Regions from separate parts of the Homo sapiens genome. Here region 1 is linked to region 2. A link is a contact called in ENCODE Hi-C or POLR2A ChIA-PET data. All regions are on one chromosome and are shown on one strand. Each heading gives the region's core, a stretch centred on a gene start or an enhancer-like site at or near the end of the contact. The rest is flanking DNA. Distances are from core to core; before and after follow the strand shown.

Region 1 (6,996 bases), core at 1,262-3,761, 300 kb after region 2:
CAGGATGGAATAAATGGCTGGGAAGCGCAGAAGGGGCCCTACCAGCTCGCAGGCGAGTTCAGGGCTCAGCATCTGGCATTTGCCAGCCCCAGAGAAAGTGGCGCGGGTGGAGAAAGCGGCTCCCGCAGCGTCCGGGGCGCTGAGACGCTCGAGGGCGCAGGCGCCCTAGAGCAGCCGGGTGCAGTCTTTGGCCAGGGCTGCCCCTGGAACACCCCGGTGTGGCCGCATTAGGGAGCCCCCTACCCCTGGGGAGCGGCCCTTTCTATCTCGCTCCCTCTTTAGCTTGCCGCCCTTCCTTTCAAAGCACCGGGAGAAAAGGCCAACCCCACCCCTGTGAGCCAGCGCGAGGCCGGCTACCTGGGCGCATGCCTGGCCACCCATCACGACAGATTAAACATCGGTGTGAAGGGTTCCTGTGTCTATCCCTCCGCCGAGGGCGCGGAGGGAGCGGGGATGAGGACCAGTCCCGGCACCTGCTGAAGGTTATGCAGAGAATGGAACCCGCGCTGGCGGACAAATTGCAGCGCACAGCTGAGCAGGGCGGCTGGCCCAGCAGGAGGGGCTCCGCGGGGCAATTGCACCCGGCCTCCCACCCCTGGGTGTGCAACTCCAGAGCTTCTGTTCGGAAAACACAGGCCAGCCGGAGCCTGTGACCTCCACGGCCCGAAGAAGAGGGGCGGATTCAGGCCTGTGGCAGCGCGGGCCTTTCGCGCTCCCGCCCCTGTCTGTTCTCAGATTTTTCCCTCGGCTGCTCAACGTCAAGGCTACACAACCCGTCAAGGGAGTGTCAGCGGTGCGCACGGGTTTGACAAATCATAGTTCGCTGAAAGAACGAGGTGCCCGATAACTGTGACTTAGGCGCACTTTATTCTGTCTTGGTCGTTTTTATTTGGGAGGGAGATGTGTTAGGGACTTGCTGTATCCGGTGGAAACTATGATGCTGCTATTCTCAAAAATGCACCTACACACCTAGTTTGCACCTTCCACTTCAATATCCTTTGATCTGGAGATAAAAACACAGCCTTTCGCCTTCCCCATGCTTGACCCACTCTGTTACCCAAGGCCCTGGAAGCAGCCCCCAGGCTGACCCTTGATGGGGGGCAGCAACCTCCCGGCCCCCAATCAAGGGGTCTGCTGCTCTCCTCTGAGGTGGCAGAGGAGAGAAAGTGGGACAAAGTCCTCAAAGAAATGCCTCATCCCCAAGTAACTCACTCCCTAGGCTGTGAGCATTATCGCTACGTCAACTTTGGAGGAGTTGGAAGGAACCACCCTCAGAACAACTCTCCTTCCATGGGGGAGAAAGTTTACAAGCAAAACTTTAATTTGGTCCAGTAATTATCTATCTCTCGATGTCCCCTCTTCCTTGTGAAGTGTTGTTTCCTGGGATCGACTGACTTCTTTACCGCCGGGGTGCTAATCTGATTACCAGGCTGGTGAGCTCGGCCTTCAAAGCGTGTGTGAAGCAGTGTCGGTCTTCTTTGTAGTAACGGGGAAAGCAGAGATTCACAACAGGGCTTGGGGGATGGCGCCCCAGCGGTGCCAGGAGGTCCATCTCTCCAGGTGGAAAACCCAGGCCGGGTGTTCTCTGGGCCCTGCCTTCCACCTGCAGGCGGGCGGGGGTCCAATGAACCCACACCCAGGCTGAACTGGCCAGAAAGGGAGGGAACAGCATCTACACAAGCAGACTATGGCGACCACCAGAGAAAATAGGGCGGACAACCCAAATCTCCCCAGTCAAAGTTCCTCTAGGAAAAGATTAGACACGGCTCCGAAAGTTCCACTGGGCTAGACGCCCGCCGAGTCTCCGTTTCACCTTGTCTGTGGAGACGCAGCTATGCGGTGTCTGATAAGTGGACCGGACCTGGAAGCGCCGGGCTGTGGTCGCCCAAAGGCGTGGTGCCCGCATCAGCCTGGCTGCCCTGACCCAGGAAACACCGACCCTGTCCCAGGGCCACAGACACGGCCCAGGTCACCAGCCTCGTGGGTCAGTCTCTCTCCCGCTGCTGCAAGTCGGGCTGTCTCTCCTGCTGGCCGTTCTCCTCTAACCAAAGCAAAGGAGGGCAGCACCGCCAGGGTCCTTGCCTATCCACGGAGGAAAAGACGGCAGTGGGATCCGGAAAAGGGGGAGAGAAAAAAAAGTTCTCTCGGGATGGAAGGACTTGATAGGGCCTTTAGAAAATCTAATTGCTTAGCCCCAGAAAAAAAAAAAAGGCAGCCGGCCAGGAAATAATGTCAAAATCCGGGCTAATTATATTATTAAAAACAAAGAAAAAAACGAAAATGAAAAGGAGCAGAGCGGTGAAGGGGATAAGGGAGACTGAGTTCTAGCCGCATCCGAGTGTCCCGGAAGCGTTATCTGAGTGCTCCTTAAAAAAAAAGGAGCTGCGGGACTTAAATTAGGGTTTTTCTTATCCACAAACCTGATTGCGCTACCGAGGGTTGGTGGGGGGAACGAGGTGAGGGGGCTGATTGCAAACAGAGGGTTCTCGATTTGGAGAAAGTTAGAGAGGCGGGCAGGGCAATTTCACCCAGTTAGAGGAGGTGGGGGGGAGAAGGTTTCTGCTGGAGGTCCCAGAGCGGCCCAGAGCGCGCTCCCTTTGATTGGGCCTGGGACCAGAGCGCGGCGAGTCTCCGGCGGCCGCGGCGCGATCGGCTGGCTGTTTGTAATTCCATCCTTTTTTCATTAACATAAACACCACTTGAACAAAAATATACACGGCCACCTACTTCGTCGGGAAAGACAGTCCAGCGCCCACCGGCCCGTGCTCGCCCGCCTGCCGAGCCCCGAGTCCCGGCAACGCGCCCCGGGTGCTCCGGTCCACTCGGCACACGCCGCGCGCGGGGCTCGGCCGAGGTGGCTTCGGGTGGCTCTGAAGCCTCGGTCTTCCCGGCTCCCAGGACGCCCCCCCCGCCCCCGCCCCTCCATTCAGCCTGTCATCTCGGCCCTCCGCCGCCTCCGGAGCCCCGACGGAGGTGCTGAGTTGTCAACGCAAATTCCTAGTTAAGCCACTTGTTGATAAACCCTCTAGGCAAATTGGTTCCGTCTTTACCTGCCCGCCCCGCCCCCGCCCCCGGCCCCAGCCGGCGCGCCCCTAATTGCTGGAGGAGCTCGACGCCGGCGGCGGCCTCTGCAGCGAGCTAATTGAGTTGGAACCCGAGCGGTCTTCGTTAAGCCGGACGCAAGGCGGGGACGGGGGAAGGGGGCGGGAGGTGAGACGCAGCCTGGGACCTCCGGCCTGGGGTTGGAGGCCCACGCTTGCTGGGGTGGGCTTTTGGTGGAGGAAGAGCAATCATGCGGAGGGCTCTGCCGCCGGGTTAAGTGGACGCAGCGACTATCTGGCGGTTCTCGGGGGTCTGCGTTCCCTGGTTCACAACCACCCCACCCCCACGCGCCTGTGCACATGTCCCTCCCGCCGCGCAGGGTCTCCGCGGGCGCGCCCCGCCCCAAATAGAGCTTACTACAGTAACCCGGGAGTCTCACATCTGCGCGTCCCCCACCCGCCCACCCCCGCACCGCCTGTACCCCAATTTCGGCCCGCACCCGACCAAATTTTAAAAATTGGGAGGGTTTTGGGGACTGCAATGGAAAATCAGCTGGCCCCGGCCCCAGACTCCGTCTACACTGGCACAGACAGGTGGAGTACAAAGCCGGCTTCCTGGATGATTCAGGCCCCAAATCGTAGGTAGAAATGTGCAAGTAATGGACCTTCGATCTGCTTTCCCTCCCTTAGCACATAATCCGTAGTATTCGCTGTTTCCCGTTGCCCCTATAGACACGCCCCAACCAATCTCGCACTGTAAGTGCATTTCTTGGGTTTTCCGGGGAAAAGCACGGTTCCAGCACCCCAGATTCGTCTACCTTGGATTCCGACCCAGGCGTCACCCTCTAGCGGCAATCTCAGTTGCATCCAGAGAACAGCGCCGAGGCCTCCCACTCCCAACCGTCTCCCCTCCTGGCTGGGGCGGGCAGGGGTTGGGGTTTGAGTATGATCCTGATACCCGGGGCCTGGGCAGTTTTACCACCGCCCAAGGGGCAGTCCCGGCGGGAGACGCGCGGGGCCTGGGTTTCCAGAAGGTGCCTCCCCAAGGGGGCGGGCCCCGGGTGCACCCCGGTGCCCCGAGGCCCCCCAGCCTGAAGGCAGGCCGAATCCGCCCTTGACCAAGTCGAGGCCAAGCGAGTGCGAAAAAGGCGTGTATGAGGGGCCCCAAGACCTTTTCCCAGCCTGAAAAGTTTTCGGCGTTGCAGCTCTGGCGTTCCTGGACCCCGGGCGCTCAGGCGCGCACCCCTCCCCTGGGCTGGTGAAGGTATAATAAACACGGCGTTCACGCCGGCAGGACCCATCATTAGCCCAAACCGCGGTGGAAAGGAGCGCTCGGTTGCAGAGCTAGAACAGCAGTTACCAGCCGGGGCTGCCTGGCACCCTCCCGCCGCCGCCGGCGCCTTCCTGGCCGCCGAGCTGCCTCGCAGCCAGGTCCCAATGCCGACCCCAAGGCGTGCCGCCCCTGGAACCCGCGGGGGTCCCAGGTCCACGCCAAAAGAAACGCGCTCTGCTTCTCCCGGGCGTCAGATGCACCGCCTCGGCCGGACGCCAGCCCTGGACAAATTTTTCCGGGAAGGCGACGTAAAGAATGTCAGACTTGCAAAACCAGAGTGCGCCTCGGTTGCTTAAAATGGAGAGAGAGAGAGAGAGAGAGAAGTCAGGGGCAGGTGGGCAGCGGTGGAGGGGCGGCTGCCCTGGAGTCACGGACTTCAGCAGAGGCGGCTTAGCAAAAAACGCAGAAAAACGTGGGGGCGGCAGCGGAGGGAGTGTTGGACGCTTACCGCTGGTCTCACAAAAGAATGAATTTGATTCCTAATTAAGTTAGTTTTCATGGTGCATTAAATGGATCTCAGCTCAATTTTGGGAAAAAAAACAATGACCCCACTGAGAGAAAGCTTCGCCTGCAGCTGCCAGTGGGAACGAAGTGGTTTTCAAACCCTAAGGGAGGTGGGAGGAGAGGCCAGATAAAAGGATCAATGCTGACCTTGGGTATATAACAAAATATTTAAAATATGTTGCGGTTTATGCTTTTTTAAATAGCGGGTCTTATACATCTACCCATGTCAGGGATAGAATTTTTGCAGGTAATTAATTGCTAACTATTAGGAAAAAATCCCCAGGATGAGAATTAATTGGCACTGGGGTAGAGAAATGCAGAGCACATATGAAAACCAAGTGAACCACAGAAATTCCTTTTAAAAAGGAATAGGCGCTAGGATCTCTGTGTGATCAAATTGGTTAAAGATTTGGTGTATTGCAAACATTGAGAAAATACGTTTCAAAATAAAAGGACTATGAACTTTGAGTGGTTACTTTATGTTTTCGCCTCCATTTGATTTTTAAATTCTAGAGGGTAGAAAGCTTGCTGGCTGGTAACAAGGTGAGCACTGAGTGGCAAGGTGAGAGGCAAAAATAATCATCGCTAAGACGGGGATAACGCGCTTGTTATTTACATTGCTAGGAGCGCTCCAACCCTTAGGCTGAGGAGCAGAGGAGCAGTCTCTATGACACCCCAGGTAGAGACAGTGCCTGGGCCAGTCAGGGCCCCCTACTCCAAGGAATTCTCCTGGGAGGTCTGCTTTGCAGAATGGGGGACAGGGGCCCCTCTGACCTCCAAGGAGCTAAGTCCAAGCGGCTCTAAGGGCCCCGCTTTGCTCGAAGTCCTCCTGCTCCAATTCCTTGACTTGAAAAGAGCCTTCAATAAGGATTCTCCCTGAACACCCAGGGAGGGGCAAAGGGCGAATGAGCGCCTCCCCCAACCCCGCAGCAAAACAGCAACAGACAGTGCTGACGTTGAGGGGATGTTCAGGACAAAACCCCCACCCCTCACCCTCCCTGTCATTTCTCAGAAACTGGACTGTAGGGGGCTGAAGGCTGGGAAGTGGGGGTGGGAGCTGGTGGGGCCTCCCCAGGAGGCCTCAGATTTCCCCTGCTTTCCCCGGGGAGGTGGTCCCAGGCAGGACCCCAGGCTAGAAGCTGTTGTTTTGTTATTAGGTGTTGTGGGAAGCTGGGGAAGGGGGATGCAAGGGCTTTCAAACCTGCCTTAACGTTGCCAGAGCCTCCAAGTAGATGAGGACATTTCCCCTCCCCGCTTCCAGCCTCCCCGCCAACCCCGTGCTTTTCCTGGGCTTGCCAATGGCAGCCCAGAGTCCAGATGCCACAGGGGTCTGCACTGTCGACTTTGGGAGAAGGGAGGGAAGTGCCTTAAAATCGATCCAGCGTTTATTGGGCCCTTACTGTTTGCCTCTGTGCTGCACCTTGCTTTCCTGTCTGTGAAATGGGCTTCAGAACAGCAACTGCACAAATAACAGCAATGCCTCAGCACAGTGCTTGCACACTGCGGGTGCTCAGCCGTTCTCTAATTGTAACAGCATTATCTTTCCATTTAGTCTTCATGGCTGCCCTAGAGCACAGGGACTGTTATTCTTGCCATCCTGCAAAAGAGAAAGGGGGCTCAGAGAGGTCAAGAAGCTGCCCAGGGGCCACAGAGCAGATGGGGCAGCGAGGTGGGATTCTGACCCAGTTCTGGGGCAGCCACTACAATGCGGTGGGGACCCCTTAATGAGGGGCTCTGTCGACTGCAGAGGGTGACTGGGGACCAAGCCCAGCCATGAGAGGATGGGGGCTACATCTGAGACTGTGTCACCGTCTGGATGTTGAGAAGTCATTCTGAGTTCTCCAAGGGCTCAAGGAGGCCGCTGGTTGACCCCCAGGCTCCTCCCAGAGCCCAGAGGGGAAGGTGCTCATTCACCAGCACGCAAGAGCTTAGACTCCCCACTTCTGCTCATGCCTGGCCCTGACCCTAAACTGCCAGGCTTGAAGGGGCTCTGCACCCCCAACAATAACAACCACAGCTAACAATTGCTAACTAATTTAATCAGCTCAGCCACCCAGAAAGGAGGTGCTGTCATTGTTCTTGTTTTGCAGATGAGGAAAACGAAGCACAGAGAGACAA
Region 2 (6,264 bases), core at 2,814-5,313:
TTATCCATAAAGCTATTCTCCCCAAAGAACTTGTGACAATTAAAAAAAATCTTCATGAACTCCACTTCCCAGTAAAAGTTCATGCAGATTCAAGTCAGAGGCAAAGACCCATCCGTGGGGTCATTTCCACTGAACTGCGACCTATAGGGGGCTGCCTGAGTGTAGGTTCTTTATGTCCGCGAGGGGAGGCTCCGTAATAAGTGACACTGAGCTCTATCAAGGATCATCCGATGTGGATAGCCTTCGACTCTCATCACTACTGGGAATCTGTCCCAATGAAATAACCCAAAATATGGTAAAAAGCTCTACAGGGGAAATATTTCTGTAACAGAGATCAATTTAACAACGCGAATGCCCAAAAATAGGAAGGAAGATGGTTTTGTGTTAGAATATTGTTCAGCACTTTAAAATACTCATGTAAAACTGCATCGAGGTTCCAACTACGTGTATATGGAAAGAAATTCACAGAAAAAGTTGAGGAAGAAAAAACATAAGACATTAATAAAAGATGTATCACAGAAAAGAACTCAACCACAATCCTGCCACTCTATTTTTCAAGTTTTTTATATTTGCAAAACGTTAATATTTTAATTATGAATGTATAGATACTTTAAATGTAAGAATAGCCTAATGCCACTGGGAACGGCATGTTTGTTTATATTACAGTGATTTTTCAGTGATTGAAGATTTTATTTAGTAATTAAAGGAAGAAAGTAGGAAGAAAACCTATGGACAATACTGTTTCCTGATGGCAGAATTTCCTCCGTATATCACCCTGCCAAATCACTGCGTCTGTGGTTTATTTTTTTCTAGCTTTTCTTATTATGGGGCGGCCACCCCATTTTTAAGAGTTATTGCTCTCCACACAATCAAGTATTTTCCTTTTGTTGCCTGAGTTAAATAGCGATCTGATAATCTGTAATTTATTGAGAATTGCAAGCCAGCACTTTGCCCATGTCTGCCCATGCTTTTGAGGACAGGGAAACTAGATCCAGAGAGGGCAAGCTACTTGCCTGAGCAAACATAGCTCGCAGGGGGCAGACACAGGATTTGAACCAGCTCTCAAGCCCCCAGCTGTGCTGCCCAGCCTCCGTGGCAGGGCAGGCGGCCGGCTGTCGGGAGGGCCTCGAGACCTTGAGTGGAGTGGCTTCCGGGCTGTTTATTGTTCCTGTGGCTCATGGTACAACCATCAACTTGATGTTTGAAGGGTGAGGGTGGGGGCACTTTGAAAGAGTGGAGGAAAGCATCCAGAGGGGTCTGCCTTTTAACAGACGCGATAGAAACCAGAGGGCAGCCAGGGTGGCTGAAAGGGTGGTGGGTGGCCAGCAAGCCAGCCAGGTGTTCGGTGCCACCCTCAGATGACATTGTATATAGGACACAGACTCAGCAGTGAGGCCTGGAGCTGTCTGTGGGAGAGCTGGTGGACCTGGCAATGCGTCCCCTTCCTGCGGGCATCTGCGGATCCTCTTCTGCTGGCTGGGGACAGGTCAGCTGGGCTGAGTCCTGGCTGCTGGGGACCGCACGATACTGCCCTCAGCCACCTCGCCATCCAGGCATTTGAGAACATGGACAGAGTTCTCAGATGGATTCCTGGAGCAAACGTTGCAGTCATGACCTGGTCAGTGAGAGGAATGAGCTTTGGGCAGGTGGGCAGCCAGCCCAGACCGCATGCACAGCACTCATGTTTGCCGGGCACGTCCAGCACTTTTCAGGGCCTATTTTATGCAATCCCAATAAAAAACCCATGAGGTAGGGACCATTGCTCTCCCCGGTTTATAGAAGAGCAAACTAAGGCTCAGAATGGTTCATTCACCCAGTTGGCAGTCTGGGGTGTGATCCCGGGCAGTGTGACCTGGGCTCTCGCTGCTGATGTTTATCTCCTGTTTTTCCAGCTCTGCCAGTGGACAGCCTGGCTTGAGCTCCTGACTCTGACACTTTGTCACTCTCCAGCAGCCTGGTCTTCAGCGATGGGCTGGCCTCTGTCTGCCTCAGTTTCCTCATCTACAAAGTGAAGCTAATAATAGTCCCTCCTCCTGGGTTGTTGTGGGGGTCAAATGAGTCTTTCCACGTATGATGGTATAACAGGAGTAGAAAACTCCTGGCATCTGGTAATAACTCCGTAAAGGTGGTTATTCATACAATTATTATTATTTACCTTCGAGCCTCATCTGTTATGTTCTCCCCTTGTGAAACTGAATCTTCCTTTCCTTCCATCTCCTCTGATGTGAAATGTAGATAATGACAGTCAGCATCAATGTCACTGAGTGGATGGGACACAGCACACAGAAAGCCATTGTTTCAAATCTAAGTCTCTGCAGAAACCTCTGGAGCAGCGCATTTTTATTCTAAATATTCATGCTGTCTCTAGATGCACTTCCTGGTCCTTATCTGGAGCATGATTCTCTCTGACAATAATCATGTAGCCAACATATTTAAAATTCAGCGTATTAGACAGCCTGGCAGTTGACACAACGAGGGATCTTTTTGTAAGTGCTGGTATTTAGTGGTGACACTGGGTGGAAATACTAAGAGAAGCTTAGCGGTTCTCTTGTTATAAAAGAAAAGGAAATTGCCTTCCGTTTAGGCTGAAGCAATTTTCGGACCGTGGGAAGGGGGCAGCTCAGTAGTGAGTTCTTTTTCAGATCATATTGGCTTAGGAGCTGTTACATCCAAGTTGTGACTTCAGAACAAAAGAAATTGAACTTGCGTTTTGCCAAGTTTAAGTTGGTGTCGCCTGGTTCCAACAGGTCCCAAGGAGAAGTGGTATTTGCATTTGGCCCCCGTGACCTCTGTGTTCCCCAACGGGGGCTGTGGTCCACAGTGGGAGGCTCAGGGGCTGGGGCAGGAGCAGAGAACATCCAGATGACCGTGCGTGCCGCCGTCCACTGGGCTTTCTCATTAACCCGTGGTCACACCGTCCAATTCGTCAAAGAAACCTGAAGCAAGGGGACGGACGGAACCGGCACATGCATGGGTGCAGGCGAATCCCTGGCTTTGCTAATTGGGGTTCTCTTCCCATCTCAGTTAGGTTCTGCCGTCTGAGCAGAAAAGCTAAGAGGGAAGCTGGGATTTTCCAGCCAAGCCTGCCTCACAGGCCCACGTGTGGTCACTCCTAAGCGTCTGGTGTAAACAAGAGTCATTGTCTATTTGGTGGTGGGATTCCTTCTCAGAAAGCTTGCTGTGGTGTCACTAGGGAAGCTGGAGGGAATTTAAGCCCCTCCAAAATCGAGCTGCAGATGTTGTCTTGAACTGGGCGCTGCTGTTCCTTTGCTGGGAAAGGTTTTCTTCCTTGAGCGGCTGATCTCTTCCTTCATCAGAATTACCAAGGTTCTGGTCAGCCAGGTCCTCTCCAAAACCACAGCCATTTTCAGGAGACAAAAGCAGCCTCGGTTTATAAGGCACCACTGAATGGCTTCATGGCATGCTTGGGAATTACAAATGTCAAATCAAACAACATGAAATTGTGCCCTTCTTTTGTGTGCGTTCATTAGAAGGACTTGGAAAACCAAATCATGATGTATCGGTATTTGTTTTTTATACAGAAACAATATTGAAAAAAAGGCCCCTCGATGAATTCGTAAATTAAGGCAAGGAGATGCTTACTTGAAATGTTGAAAGCCCCCACAGATCTAATACTCCAAACCAAAAATTATATGCAGCACTGATAGCAGATGTTTTCGTCCTATCTAAATATGAAAAAGTATTATATGTTATGTTGACATTTAGGCTAAATCTTTCCCTTATAAGGTGTTTGACATAAATAGCTTTTGTTATGTAACTCTTCAATAGAAGGCATACACACACATTTCTTAAAGGTCCCAGCTGCTATTGTTATCACTGGAGGCATAAAATTGGAATCCTAACTTCCAATATCAAATTTGAGCACAAACCCTATAAAATGTATCTTGTCAGAATGTGCCAGAACCGCTAAGCTCTTTTCGGCGGAACAAATTGCAGCTGGTGTCCTTAAAGGTCGAGAATCAAACTTGCTGTATCCTCAGGGTTTAGGCAGCAAATTGGTCCCAGTTTTCACCCTGCCGCAGGGCTGGCTGGGGAGGGCAGCGGTTTAGATTAGCCGTGGCCTAGGCCGTTTGACGGGGTGACACGAGCCTGCAGGGCCGAGTCCAAGGCCCGGAGATAGGACCAACCGTCAGGAATGCGAGGAATGTTTTTCTTCGGACTCTATCGAGGCACACAGACAGACCATGGGGATTCTGTCTACAGTGACAGCCTTAACATTTGCCAGAGCCCTGGACGGCTGCAGAAATGGCATTGCCCACCCTGCAAGTGAGAAGGTAACGTTTATTTTTGTATTTTTTTCTCTGTCTCCCATATACAGACTGTAGAAAGACCACCAAGAGCGGACCATTTTTTTTTTTTCCCACCATGATGTACAATTCACATTTGTTAATAAAAAAAAAGTGCCCGAGGTCATCCACCTAGACTTTTTTTTTCTTAAACAGGAAACGGGTTTCAGATGTTTATATGTTGAAAAGTAAGGCTACTAATCCGTTTAGCCATTTCACAGGCCCTGGCTCACTCTCTCGTACCTTTTCATGTTCAGACCCCATAGAACGACATTAATTTTTATCCCTCTTGTTATTTAGAATTAAAAAAAAAAGACAAAAACAGAAAAACACTTTCAATAGCCACCTGCTTTTTTGGGACAGCTCCAGTGGAGGTTAAAATAAATGAATCCGCTGGTTTCATTCAATTGTGCTCTTAGCTGCGAGGGTGCTGTGCGGTGGGTTTGAGTGTTCAACACTCTTCAGCAATTCCTTAAAATAGAGCGTGGTCTCGTGTATTTTCGTGTGTCTGTATCCACAAGCGGATCTCCGTTGAAGCAACATATTTAGATGAACACTTAAGGTTCACAAACGCACATACTTATTCCGTCTATAGCAAGGGTGGGAATTGGTCTCTTCCGTACTTTTCTTTCATTTTTCTGGGGGGTCAGTGTGATGTTTTCCACGTTTCTTCTTGATGTTCGGCTGTGCCAGGTAACAGAGAAAAGGCATTTCCCAGGGAGCCGATGATCGCTTGAAAGGGCTTCAACTTGATGCTTGGAAATAAAAAATTTTGTTTTATTTCTGCCATTTTTTTCCTCATCCCAGGACCAGTAATTTTAAACAGTTGTCACTGGTGCAAACGTTTCCCTGTTTAGTGTGGCAAATCAATGCATTTTTACCCTGTTGGGGAGGTTTACATATTCATAGTCCAGGGAGAAAAGAGCACAACAAACGGGAATTGTGGATGCTTTTTAAGTGAATTTGTTAGTATTCAAATCATTGGCGTAAAAGACTATTTTAAACATAGAGTTCAAAGCAGAAGGAATAATATTATTTCCTAAAACTGGATCAAATGGTTCCCCCTTTTTAACCCACCTCTGCTTGACCAAACGCTTTATGTTTACCGATCTTGCAAGGGTGCAAAAGAACTATTCTTGAAGAATTTCGTCAGGGAGAGAAAACCAGCTAAGTTGAAAGGAGCTCTTAAAATTTCAGCATCAGTATTTTCAGGATCAGTAAAAAAGTTACTTTCAGGATCATTAAAAAGTTATTTGCGAAAATTAAACATAGACAAAGAATCATCTTTTACTTCACTATAAGAATCCTCCCCTCACCCTCGTGTGTGTGTGTGTGTGTGTGTGTGTGTGTAGAGAGAGAGTTCTATGAGGCACAAGATACATTTTCTTGCTTTTTCATCAGAGTACCAGAAGCGGCTGGAGAAAAGATTAGTACAAGTGTAAAAATGGATATGTTAATAAATGTCCAAACTCCTTTAAATGGAGGTGAGATGGATATGATAAAACAAATTTTAAAATATATGTTTTTGTTTTGTTTTTTTAATCAAACAAAAAGGCCATTTTTAGTGTATAGGGGCATGTTTTAATTCGGCATTCAAATTATGCCAGGCATAGGTGTCAGGGACTCCCCGTGGAAACCCAGTGACAAAACAATAACACCATCACCTGCGTTGAAATGTGAGCAAAAATAATAGAGTGGTTATCTCGAGAAAGCGGCTCCTGAAAAATGTCTCCCTTAACATGGAAGCACCCGGCAGAGGCTGATCTGTGGGGCTGGGGAGAAATGGAGCAATCGCCAACACTCCAGGCTCGTCTGTGAACCCCAAATTCCATTAAGAAAAGAAACTGCTTAGCAAGACCCTTTTGAAAGCCCCGGGGTGCTAAAGGAGCAGAAGGAAAGCCCGGCTTAGCATCCACACGGCCACCAAAGCTCGGAGGGCAGAGACTGCCGGGAGGAA

Evidence for each region. Hi-C counts contacts between places; a loop is a spot of excess contacts on that map. ChIA-PET counts read pairs that join two places held with the same protein, here RNA polymerase II (POLR2A). Pooled maps may share reads with other maps.
Region 1: a loop to region 2 is called in a map of sigmoid colon, with 11 times the contacts of the local background. The contact joins the enhancer-like site here to the promoter of LINC01082 in region 2. A Hi-C loop is called at or near these places in 1 of 168 maps with a recorded cell type or tissue (sigmoid colon), 1 of 37 single-sample maps with no recorded cell type and 2 of 50 pooled maps. POLR2A ChIA-PET finds 5 or more read pairs at or near these places in 1 of 52 experiments (AG04450).

The regions. Positions count from the first base shown.
Region 1 is chr16:86,494,565-86,501,560 of GRCh38, forward strand. The region is part of intron 1 of FENDRR (FOXF1 adjacent non-coding developmental regulatory RNA); the gene reads right to left. Among named protein-coding and RNA genes, the nearest start is that of FENDRR, 11 kb to the right of the region's middle. RefSeq lists enhancers at 3,735-4,359, 5,937-6,493. Within about 2 kb of position 2,512, at least 2 of the 41 ENCODE cell types and tissues checked have a DNase peak (open chromatin) inside an H3K27ac peak, as active enhancers do; they include sigmoid colon, where a contact is called at or near this core.
Region 2 is chr16:86,192,118-86,198,381 of GRCh38, forward strand. LINC01082 (long intergenic non-protein coding RNA 1082) reads left to right here and starts at 4,064. Exons shown (of 2, transcript NR_103859.1): 1 at 4,064-4,295. LOC124903743 (a long non-coding RNA gene) reads right to left here. Exons shown (of 2, transcript XR_007065164.1): 2 at 547-5,062.